2 separate regions of the Mus musculus genome follow, and region 1 is linked to region 2. The links are chromatin loops, found by intact Hi-C in ENCODE. Cell type or tissue: left cerebral cortex. All regions are shown on one strand. Links, peaks and the distances in the headings refer to the core of each region. The heading gives the core; the rest is flanking DNA. Region 1 holds the start of Igfbp7 (insulin-like growth factor binding protein 7). Region 2 overlaps Igfbp7 (insulin-like growth factor binding protein 7).

Region 1 (5,371 bases), core at 99-5,098, 53 kb before region 2:
CCTCCGTTTACCTTTCGCCATCTGGTAATCTCTGGAGTTAGTAGTTATAGTTGACTCTGTTTAGAGATTGTTCTTCTGGTGATTCTGTTACCGTCTATCAGCAGACCTGGGAGACAGATTCTCTCCTCTGAGTTTCAGTGCTCAGGGCACTCTCTGCTGGCAAGCTCTCTTACAGGGAAGGTGCGCAGATATCTTGTATTTGGACCTCCTCCTGGCCGAAGAAGAAGGCCCAAAACAGGACCTTTCTCAGACACTGTGTTGCTTTGGCAGTTCCCAGGTGGTACAGACTCTCACCTAAGCAGACTAAATTCCTAAGTTCCTTGGAGTCCCGGGACCAAGATGGCGACCGCTGCTGCTGTGGCTTAGGTCGCCTCCCCAGCCGGGCAGGCACCTGTTCTCTGGTCCGGAAGGTGGCCGGCTGTCCCCGGCCTACACAGGGTGCTGCCTCAGCGCCTCTGTGCTTCTGCCTGTTCCAGAAGCTGTCAGGTTCTCTGGCGCACCCTCTCACCTGTTCAGACTAATTTCCTAAGTTCGGCGGGTCTCGGACCAAGATGGCGACCGCTGCTGCTGTGGCTTAGGCCGCCTCCCCAGCCGGGCGGGCACCTGTCCTCCGGTCCGGACGGTGGCTGGCTGTCCCCGGCCCACAAAGGGTGCTGCCTCAGCGCCTCTGTGCTTCCGCCTGTTCCAGAAGCTGTCAGGTTCTCTGGCGCACCCTCTCACCTGTTCAGACTAATTTCCTGAATGTTTTGTTCTTTTAACATAGTCCCTAAGACTAGTGTTTCTGTGGACTCCAGTGAGCTCTGTCTCAAGCTCTTCCTTCTGGGATCAGAGATCCTGATCCCTGCTAACTGCTATCTGTGTGTCTTGCACATGCCCGACTGGCCAGGAAGAAAGACGCTGCAACAGGATCCTTCTGCACATGTTTATTGGGAGAGCTTGATTGCAGAGGCGAAGTGACCCCAAGCCCAGAACTGGTGCTGCTTATATAGGCCTAGGAGAGGAGTCTCTCTCATCTGATTGGTTAACTTGTCTTTCATCTGATTGGTTAACTTGTCTCTCATCTGATTGGTTAACTTGTCTCTCATCTGATTGGTTAACTTGTCTCTCATCTGATTGGTTAACTTTGGTTAATTCTCAAAACCTCGTCTTGGCAAAAGAACCTTTACTGCCTATGTATGTGTGGTGGCCAGCAGTAGCCAACTGCCACTCTGCAACTGCCACTCTGTAACTGCCACTCTGCAACGGCTTCCCACATGTGTGAGCACTAAACTGCTAAATATCCTAAAGAAACAGGACACAAGACCAGTGTCCCCGCAGGTCCAATAGTAGCCTTCCTCTAAATGGTCTTCTCTGTGTGTTTTAAATACTAACCCAGGCCAGTGGTTTGGGAACCAGTTTGATAAGCAGAATTCAAGCCCTAGGACCCACATAGTAGACAGAGAAAATCAGCTGCCCCACAGCTGATTTTCTCTAACCTCCACATATTTGGCACGAGGACCCACAAACATACATACTCACTCACAAACACAAAATAAAAATGCTTTTAAAAAAAAATGGCTTAGCAGTTAAGGGAGCACTGGCTTCACATCCAAGACCTGAGTTCGATTCCTAGCACACACAAGGTGTCTAACAACTGTCTATAACTCCAGTAACGGGGTATCAGGTCTTCTACCCTACCACCACCACCCCGGAGGCACCAGGCACACACATAATGTACACATACATGCAGCCAAAACATCCATACACATAAAATAAAAGCAAATAAGTCTAGAACCATAACTTTTAAAAAGAATTTTAAACGACTCAGCATCAGATAGCTTGGGTGATACGAGAGAAGAGCAAGATTATGAAGTTCCAAAAAGAAGAACATGACATCGAAAACCAGCCCTGTAGCCAAAGAGGACACAAACGCTACTCCCTTCGTAGTCTGTCCTTAAAAGAGTAACCACAAAGCACTCAGGTTTCCCAGACCCACGAGAATTTAATGAAGTAAACAGTGCATTTTCATAAAGTCCTAGTTGTTTAAAAAAAAAAAGTTTAAAAAAAAATAGCTGGATCTGGAAAATGAGCAGGAAAGGACGCGGGAGGCTCGTTCCCTCCAGTGCTGCAGAGTGAGGACAGGGGCAGGGGGCTGAGCAGGAGCCGGTCAGCACGCATGGTGGACGTGGGACGAGCTCTCCAGGGCAGCGAGGATGCCCACGACGGCGACGGCGGGAGGCCGGATCCCGGGCGGGCGAAGCGGGGCGGGCAGCGGGCTGACTCTCCGCCCCGGGGAGGGCTCCCACGGAGCACCGGGCGGGGCAGCGGCTTTAAGGGTTGGCCTCCGGGACCCGGACTGCTCACTCGCGCGCTCGCATCCAGCCACCTTATGATGGAGCGGCCGCCGCGCGCCCTGCTGCTGGGTGCAGCCGGACTGCTGCTCCTGCTCCTGCCCCTCTCCTCTTCCTCCTCTTCGGATGCCTGCGGCCCGTGCGTGCCGGCCTCCTGCCCCGCGCTGCCCCGGCTCGGCTGCCCGCTGGGTGAGACCCGCGACGCGTGCGGGTGCTGCCCGGTGTGTGCTCGCGGCGAGGGTGAGCCGTGCGGGGGCGGCGCGGCCGGCAGGGGGCACTGCGCGCCGGGCATGGAGTGCGTGAAGAGCCGCAAGAGGCGGAAGGGTAAAGCCGGGGCAGCAGCCGGCGGTCCCGCGACCCTCGCCGTGTGCGTGTGCAAGAGCCGCTACCCGGTGTGCGGCAGCAACGGCATCACCTACCCCAGCGGCTGCCAGCTGCGCGCTGCCAGCCTGCGCGCCGAGAGCCGCGGGGAGAAGGCCATCACCCAGGTCAGCAAGGGCACCTGCGAGCAAGGTGGGCACCAGCGCCTTCCCCGCCCACTCCTTCCTCCTCCCCCGCCGCCGCAGAGCATTCCTGGAGACCCGCGGGAGGGAGGAGTTGATGGCTAACCCGGTGTCCCGAGCCAGGAGAAACGCCTCCCTGGTTCTCTTGGCATGGTTTTATTTGGAGTTGCCTGTGTGCGCCAAGAAAGTGAGAAATCGCAGTAACGGGTGTAAATATAGAAAAGATTTTCCGAGACTCCGAGGCACAGTTTACCCAACTAGCCTGCAGGGCAAGTTTCAAACGCCTCCACACTCTTAAAAACCTTTCTCGTCGTTCTTTCTTTCTTTTGGGTGTGTACAGAAAGATGGGTAGACAGGGTTAGCAGAAAAATGCAAAGGAAAGATGTTCAGAAAGTCGATTTACTAACAAGATAATTCTTTAAGTTGAAGTTCATATTAATATTCAAGTACTGGCGTTTCCAATTCTCAAGCGGTAACCTAGCTAGAACATTATACTTGAGGGTTAAAAGAAACACAAACGCTTTGATGTTGTGAATCCTCTGACCATGTTGTTTTTCTTCTCGGGCCTTGGTTATGTTTTTTCATAATTTGTCCACAGGATGCAAGGTTCCGCTGGAATGGCTTTGACATTGGGTTTGTCTATTGTATCCCATACTAATCCAAACTTGCACAAATGAAGTTGGAAAAAAGTCTGAGGTTGGGGGGAAGAAAGAAATCAGAAACTTTAACTCCTAGTGCCTGAAATAACATTTTCCATGAGCAGTCGTTTCGAGGGAAAGTTAGAGTCCTGCTCTGGCAGCTGCTGCCCCGGCTTCAGCCAAGGTAGGAGGGGAGGGGAGGAATGTCAGCTGTTGCATCTTGAACACAGTTCAGGCTTTCTCCAGCCTTTCCAAGGAACAGTTCTTTCTTGACAGTTTTTCCCAGAAATCCCTATGCAAATAGGCTGTGTGCCATTCGCTTCAAAGTTCACCATTGAAAGCCTTAAGTGGTATAACTCACAGTTACCCATGTAGGATATTACCACCGTTTATAAAATCACAGACCAAATATCCCTGTTTCCAACAGAAACCTCCATTTTCCCCCTTTAGCTCTTGCACAACAGTCACATCATGAGGGGAAATGAACATTACAAATTCATTACAAATATTGAGAGTTTCTTATAAACATCCCAAGGGGAAACTTCTTTCCCAGAGTCTCAGAGGCAGACATCTTTCCCCTATCAGAGCAGATTAGCCTGGTGACTTCCCAAGTGGTGTTTCCTCATCTGTGGCGAGTTTATTTTGTTAATTTTTATCATTTTATATGTTTATACTATTTTATATTTTGATATATACTTATTACATATATAATACTATATACTTGTATGTGTTGTATATTATTTATGTATTACATATTTATAAAACAGGATAATTTATATTATTTTATAATGAATAAAAATAATTTATTAATTATACAAAATGATAGCTTTTGTTATGATATTTCATAAATGTACTTTTATTATATTTAGCCTCATCATTATCCTCTCCACTCCTCTTCCCAGGCTACTTCTTCATCCCAAGTTGTGCCCCTCCATTCTCCTGTCTTTTTTTGGAGATATAGAGTTTTATCAGTTTCTCTCTTGCTACTTCCTTCTCTTGACACTCACACAGTATGATGAAGAAATAAGAAGGCACCGGTCTGGTCTGCCTCGTTGCCAGGGACACCCAGCTCTTTGGTCCCTCTCTAGGCTGCAATCCACTTTAAGGGTATGGCCTGGCTTCCTCTTTATGCTCAGGAAGATGGAGATAAATAGCATCTAAAATTGGAAACCTTGACATAAGTCAGTCTGTCATCTCTCCATCTCACCCTGACACACATGGGGACCGGCTTCTAAGGCTCTGGTAGGAGGGTGCCAGGAAGAACAGGAGGGGCTAGGGAGCCGACAGAGAGCCTCCAGAATACCTTTCCAAAGCAGAGGAGAGTGGGTGATCATGTACTCATCTGGGGTCCTAGGGACAGTCTAACAGCGATAAAAGCTAAATAGACAGTACTGCTTCCTTATGTACCATTTAGCACTGGGTCTTTGTAGAGAGTAAAAATGTATTTCCTCCCTCTTCTGGCCATTCCTTTCCCCCCAAAAGAAACTTGCATTGTGTTTGCATTGAGGGAGAGAAGGTGTATTTTTGCAGAACTCAGCCCAGGTGAAATAAGCCATCTACATTCTGTTCCTCTGTTTTCATTAAGCATAATATTTATTGAGCAGCTAGCCAGCTTCAGCTGTGTATAGCCGGGGACGCACGGAGCAAATCTGGGCTTGACGATGAAGGAAGTGTGTATTGGTTACAAATTACCGAGCACTTTCCCTGGATCCCTGGAGCCCCTCCTGGTGTTGCTCTTCACTGAGATTACCATTTAATGCCTTCCAGCGAGAGACCTTGCCCTGCTTGGTTCTATATTCCTGCAGTGAAAGAGCTAATAATCTCAAGTCTTGGAGCCGTCACTGTGAACTGAGTGCCAGTAGAATTCACTGAGGTCCTTGGCTAACTGGACGGGGGGGGG
Region 2 (5,371 bases), core at 245-5,244:
TGTGAGAAGTGGGAGTTTCAGGGCCAAAGCAGAAATCACCTGCTGACTTTGCTCATCCGGGCTCAAGAGAAACTGAGCAGGCTTGTAGTTCTGAGTCTTTCTCCTGGTCCTTGCTTACACATTAGTCTCTTTCTTCTGTGGATTAAAGCTGGAATCAGCCATTTCCTTCTGTGAAGGCCCAGATCTACAATATTTAGGTCACACAGTCTGGAATACAAACCACGTGGTCCCACCAGGGTGACAGAGACACTCTGTGAACGCGTGAATGAAGCTGTTCCACTGACATTTATGGACAGTAAATGAGAATATCTTCTAGTTCTCACATGCCACAAAATAATAGTATTCTCTTAATTTTCCCCAAACATTTGAACTGACTGATCTTTGGAGGCCATACAGACATAACTAGGAAGGCAAATTTGGGTCACAGTCCATGGTTTACCAACTCCAGGAACAGAGAGCCAAAGAAGCTTACAGCAAAAGGGATGCCCACTACGGGTGGATCTGAGTAATAATAGCATTTTTACTCACAGGAGGAAGGGAAATTACTGGGTTCCAGAACACCAAGAATGGGGAGGTATCTTCTGGCCTCTCTTGGCTTCCTCAGATCTGCTCACAGTCCCTTTAACCAATGCTCACTGCTGGGAACCCAGCCACCGAGGACCCTGAAACTAGCCCCCTCCTGCCCTTTCTTTGGGGGCTTGGTCCCAACAGAAGGCAGCCACTGCTTTGAGCATTTGCCTTCTCCACTAGCAGAAAGACCCTGTCCCCACCTTCGGTGACAGCCAGGCCCCTTCTGTGCCACCAGCCGATCCCCAGGACAGCCCACTTGAATCTTACCCCAGCAAGCCTGCCTGAGTGCTCTCAGCACACTTGAAAATAACTTCTTAGATTTTTTTTTTCTTTTGTTATACAAGGAATGGTTGTTAGCACTGACCTCCAAGTGAAGATGCCGGTCCACAAAGGAAGTGAAACATTCAGCATTTCAGAACTGAAATTTCTTGGCGTTAATGGAAAAAAAGAAAAAAAGAAAGAAAGAAATCCCAGCTAATGCAAAACAGCTGGCGAAATAAACCTCATTTAAGCTCGGCTGGGGAAAAGAAGGCAATTTTGCTAGATTTTTGTTAGATAAACAGACCTTTTTTCCTACTAATTGCATTTGTTGTTGTGTTTGCTGGTTTGCTTATATCAGCCCTTGCCTTCCTTAGAAAGATTGCAGTATCACGCTGGCGACAGGAAGAGGCCTGTCTGTCTGGCCTTTGAGATGCACGTCAGATAATCCACAGAGGAGAGAGGCTCATAAACAAGGATTTGCCTTGTAAGATCCTGACTGGTGATGGGCAGCTAAAAAGATGGACTTGGCTTTCTGGCTTCTCTTGTAGGTCCTTCCATAGTGACGCCCCCCAAGGACATCTGGAACGTCACTGGTGCCAAGGTGTTCTTGAGCTGTGAGGTCATCGGGATCCCAACCCCTGTCCTCATCTGGAACAAGGTCAGTAGTGCAGGCCTCGGGAAAGCATCGTGCAAGCCGGAAATCGTTTTTTGCATGGCCCAGGGCGGTGGGAATGGCACAGCTCAGTCTGCATCCACTGCCGGCTGCCCCACAACCATGAAGCCTGTGGCAGCTGGTATCACTCTACACTGGCACGGATCTTTCCTGACCTCCATCAGCCCAGTTCTGCTTTGGGTAGCAGTGTCCAAGCAGGGAGCTTGGGAAACTCAAAGAACCGTGGTGAATATCTAAACCCACTGTTTTCGTTGCTTTTGGTTACTGTGACCAAAGGTTACCCGACAGAAACTTTCAAGGGAGGAAGAAAGGTGGTTCGCTTTAGCTTCCAGGTTCAGAGGCTTATAGTCCCTTACACAGCAGGGAAGACATGGTGCTATCACTCAGTCTGTGGTGGCAGGAAGCTATGAAGTAAGGAAGAATCTTCAAACTCGTGCTAATAAAACAGCAAAGCCAGACACCCCTCTTTAGCTAGTTTGCTTCCTCAGCAAGCTCAGAAATGGAGGATAGTCTCAATTATTTTGTGTGCTTGTTGTCTGGTCAGAGGGGAGACCTCTGGGGCTCTGGGAGGGGGTTTCGGCCCCATTGTCAGAAGAATCCTAACAGATTCCAGTTCATATAGCCGAGGGGCAAAAAGAAAGAGAAGGCAGTTCCAGCGTCCGGGCACCCAAATGTGATCGGGACTGGAATTCTTGATCTCTGTTATCAATCTCTCGGCCTCACTTTCTCCTTCAGAAAGCTTCCTCCGCAGAGGGCAGAATTATCCTCACAGACCTCCGAAGCAGCAAAGCTTTCCCAGCTGCCGAGTGAGAAACCTTAGTCTAGATCATGGTTCCTGGCAGCCTCTGGCGCCCCCGTGTGGCCAGAAGAATGCGGCCACTGAGGAAACTACCTGGCTTGAGTGTGGTTACCAGGAAACGCCTGGACCACGGTGTGGGCAGAGGTGACCCAGTTCTAGTACAGCAGACCGATGACCCAGTTCTAGTACAGCTATCCCTCGCAGCTGAAACTTTCGTTAAAGGGAATAATGGGATGTTGCCTCTAAATTGTGCTTCGGAAAGAGATGTGGACGGGGAGTCAGGCATGTCAATAACGTGGTCGGCTACGTGTTCATTTAAACCTTCCCCCTGGCAGCTGAAGTTCCCCAATGCTTATTTGCGGTTAGTGGCTTGTGAAGAGCATGGCCGATAGTTTTCAAGGAAAACCGGCAAGAAGCTTTGTTGCTTCTCAAGGGGTCTCCATGGAATTTACAAAATGAGAAGCCAGGGTGACTCGAGGTACTTAAGTTTATAAGCCTCATTGCCGAAACTTGCAGAGAATAAGGTCTGTGGCACCCCGGCAAAATACACATGGGTCCCAGGGGAAATGAGTCGGCCTCGGGAGGCTTTGAAGTTATATGGCTTCCCTTAGAACACCAGACACCAGACACCAGACAGAGGTGGGGACCTAGGGGCTTGGAGAAAGGGGACTAAAAGAAAAAGCTCACAACTGCCTCTGACTCCCACCCACTCCAGGACATCCAAAGCCCTCTTCTGGCCTCTGAGGGCAGACCCAAACTCAGATATGCACATTAATGAGGATTAACATTAAGTAATGGTGCTAACAAGAAACAGCACCCAGAGATGTATAGCATTCGGTAGTTATTGGCGCTTTTTCTTATTTATTCCTTATTTACAATAGCAAGATTTTTGGAAGAATCTGCTGCAACCAAAGTACTCTAGAGCTAGGCATCAGGTGCCGCGTGTTCTGGGCAGGCTGAGACAGGATGGTGAGTTTGAAGCCATCCTGACTATATATAAAGAGATCTTGCAAAAAGATTAAAATAAAATAGCTAGACACCTAAACGACTTCTTGGTCTCCCCTTGAGCCTCCCCCAGCCCCAGCTGGCCATTTGTGGATAGCAGGGTTGGGTTTGCTTTTTTATTTGTTTGTTTTGTTTTGAAGATTCTTTTTGTCACAGGGCAGTGGTGGTTCATTAATCCCAGCACCTGGGAGGCAGAGGCAGGTGGATTTCTGAGTTCGAGGCCAGCCAGGTCTACAAAGTGAGTTCCAGGACAGCCAGGGCTACACAGAGAAACCCTGTCTCGAACCCCCCCTCCCCAAAAAAAGATCCTTTTTGTCAGGGTGTGGGGGATCTTCTATTGCTCTCCACCCTACTTTTTGACCTAGAGCTCACTGATTTGAGCTAGCCAGCTAGCCTGGAGGATCCTCGGGTCTCCACCTACCCTGCTCTGAGATTACAGGTGCTAGTGATGTGTGGGAGACTTAGCAGAGTCTCTAGCCTTTGAGTCAAACACTCCTCCCAGAACATTACCTATTTTATTAACATAGACGGTTGCACCAGCTGCTTGGGAAATTCAAGGAAAAAAAATGCTTATTTATACACGTCTTCATAGCTTCCATTTGAAACCCTAAGTACCAGGTTTTTCTCTCCGAATTGGGGGAGACGTGGGACAAACCTGAACTTAGCATTTGCTTAATTACAGAAGGAAACTCCTGACTTTCTCGTGACAAAGACAATCGAAGTAAACACTGGCTTGGCTCTTAAAGAGGCCTTGGTAGAATTAAAGAAAACTGTTTCGTGTCATTTTTTTTAATTTGGTTATTATAACTTAAAACATATGTACTGAAACTGAGGAACTAAATGTGTTCAACAACAACAGAAAAAGACTTTTCCCTGTGTTCTTTTCACATCTTTTCCAAAGTTCTTATTAACATACTTTAACCTTTAAAATAGGTAGGGAAGGAGAGACACGAAGTAAGGATTGGCTGTAAACCGAGGGAGATGAATTTCCCCTTCGTACACGGCCTTCGGAATCTCTCTCTCCATAGCACGGACAGAAACAGGCAGGGTTTATCACACATAGACAGCGGGAACTGTTTCATGCTCCCTTAGCCCCCAGAGCAAGCACTAGACTCAGCTCTGGACTCCAGCTGCTGCTTCTCTTTGATGAGGTTGTTACAGGAAGTGCCCACAAGGTCCCAAACATCAAACTACACTGCATGACAGCTTGCCAGTCAAACACAGCAAGGCAGGCAAAGAAGGCCCAGTACCAAGGATCAAACTGTCGTCGGACACCAGTGAGTGAAGCAGGGTGACCATGCATACTCCACAAGTTTTCCAGAAAAAAAAAAAAAAAAAAAAAAAAAAAGCTTAAATCATGTTGCTTAAAAACCAGATGGAGTGGTACACACCATTAATCCCAGCACTTGAGTGACAGAGGCAGACTGATCTCCTAGGTCTATATAGTGAGTTCCGGGCCAGCCAAGGGCTACATAGTGAAACCCTGTCTCAGAACAAAACAAAATAAAACAAAACCCAGGTTGCTTAGGTAAAATTGGCAGGAAGAAACCATTCTGCTTGCTCAGTATTCAGAAAAGGAACAGATTGAGTAAATTGCTAGATTTAATCTTATTATGAAGTCTGGTGAACACCTTGTGCAATTCTGGGAATGGGGCATTTCCAACCTTGATGTTTTTATACGAGAACTAAGACTCTCCCCTTCTGATTTCTCAGGTAAAAAGGGATCACTCTGGAGTTCAGCGGACAGAACTCTTGCCTGGTGACCGGGAAAATCTGGCCATTCAGACCCGGGGTGGTCCAGAAAAGCATGAAGTAACGGGCTGGGTGCTGGTAAGTAGCAAGAGCTGGCAACCGTTTCATTCTCAGAACACCCAGGCTTGGCAAAGGTCGCCTGCCTGAAATTATTCTCCTCCCATTTCTTCGAAGCAGCCCTGCTGTGGTCGTACAGATACAGCTACAGGAACTAATGGAAGAACTGAAGTTACTTTGTTTAAAAAAAAAAAAAAAAAAAAGAATTAAGAGAATCCTGCTTGCCTAAGTTCAAAGCAGAATTCTTACACAGA

Evidence for each region. Peaks named below come from ENCODE experiments on the same cell type or tissue, not always from the same donor. Only the 100,000 strongest peaks of a DNase experiment are listed, where the experiment ranks them.
Region 1: a loop joins it to region 2, with 3 times the contacts of the local background. A loop is called at or near these places in 27 of 42 quality-filtered maps.

The regions. Positions count from the first base shown.
Region 1 is chr5:77,405,012-77,410,382 of GRCm38, reverse strand. It overlaps Igfbp7 (insulin-like growth factor binding protein 7), which reads left to right and starts at 2,338. Exons shown (of 5, transcript NM_008048.3): 1 at 2,338-2,843. The coding sequence starts at 2,369. In left cerebral cortex, for the core only: a CTCF peak has its summit at 2,594 (motif pointing right); DNase peaks (open chromatin) are centred at 2,582 and 2,981; H3K4me3 peaks cover 2,061 bases; H3K27ac peaks cover 1,149 bases.
Region 2 is chr5:77,351,680-77,357,050 of GRCm38, reverse strand. Igfbp7 (insulin-like growth factor binding protein 7) reads left to right here. Exons shown (of 5, transcript NM_008048.3): 2 at 1,380-1,489; 3 at 5,022-5,138. Among named protein-coding and RNA genes, the nearest start is that of Gm34648, 32 kb to the left of the region's middle. In left cerebral cortex, for the core only: a CTCF peak has its summit at 2,359 (motif pointing left); a DNase peak (open chromatin) is centred at 2,367; H3K4me3 peaks cover 678 bases.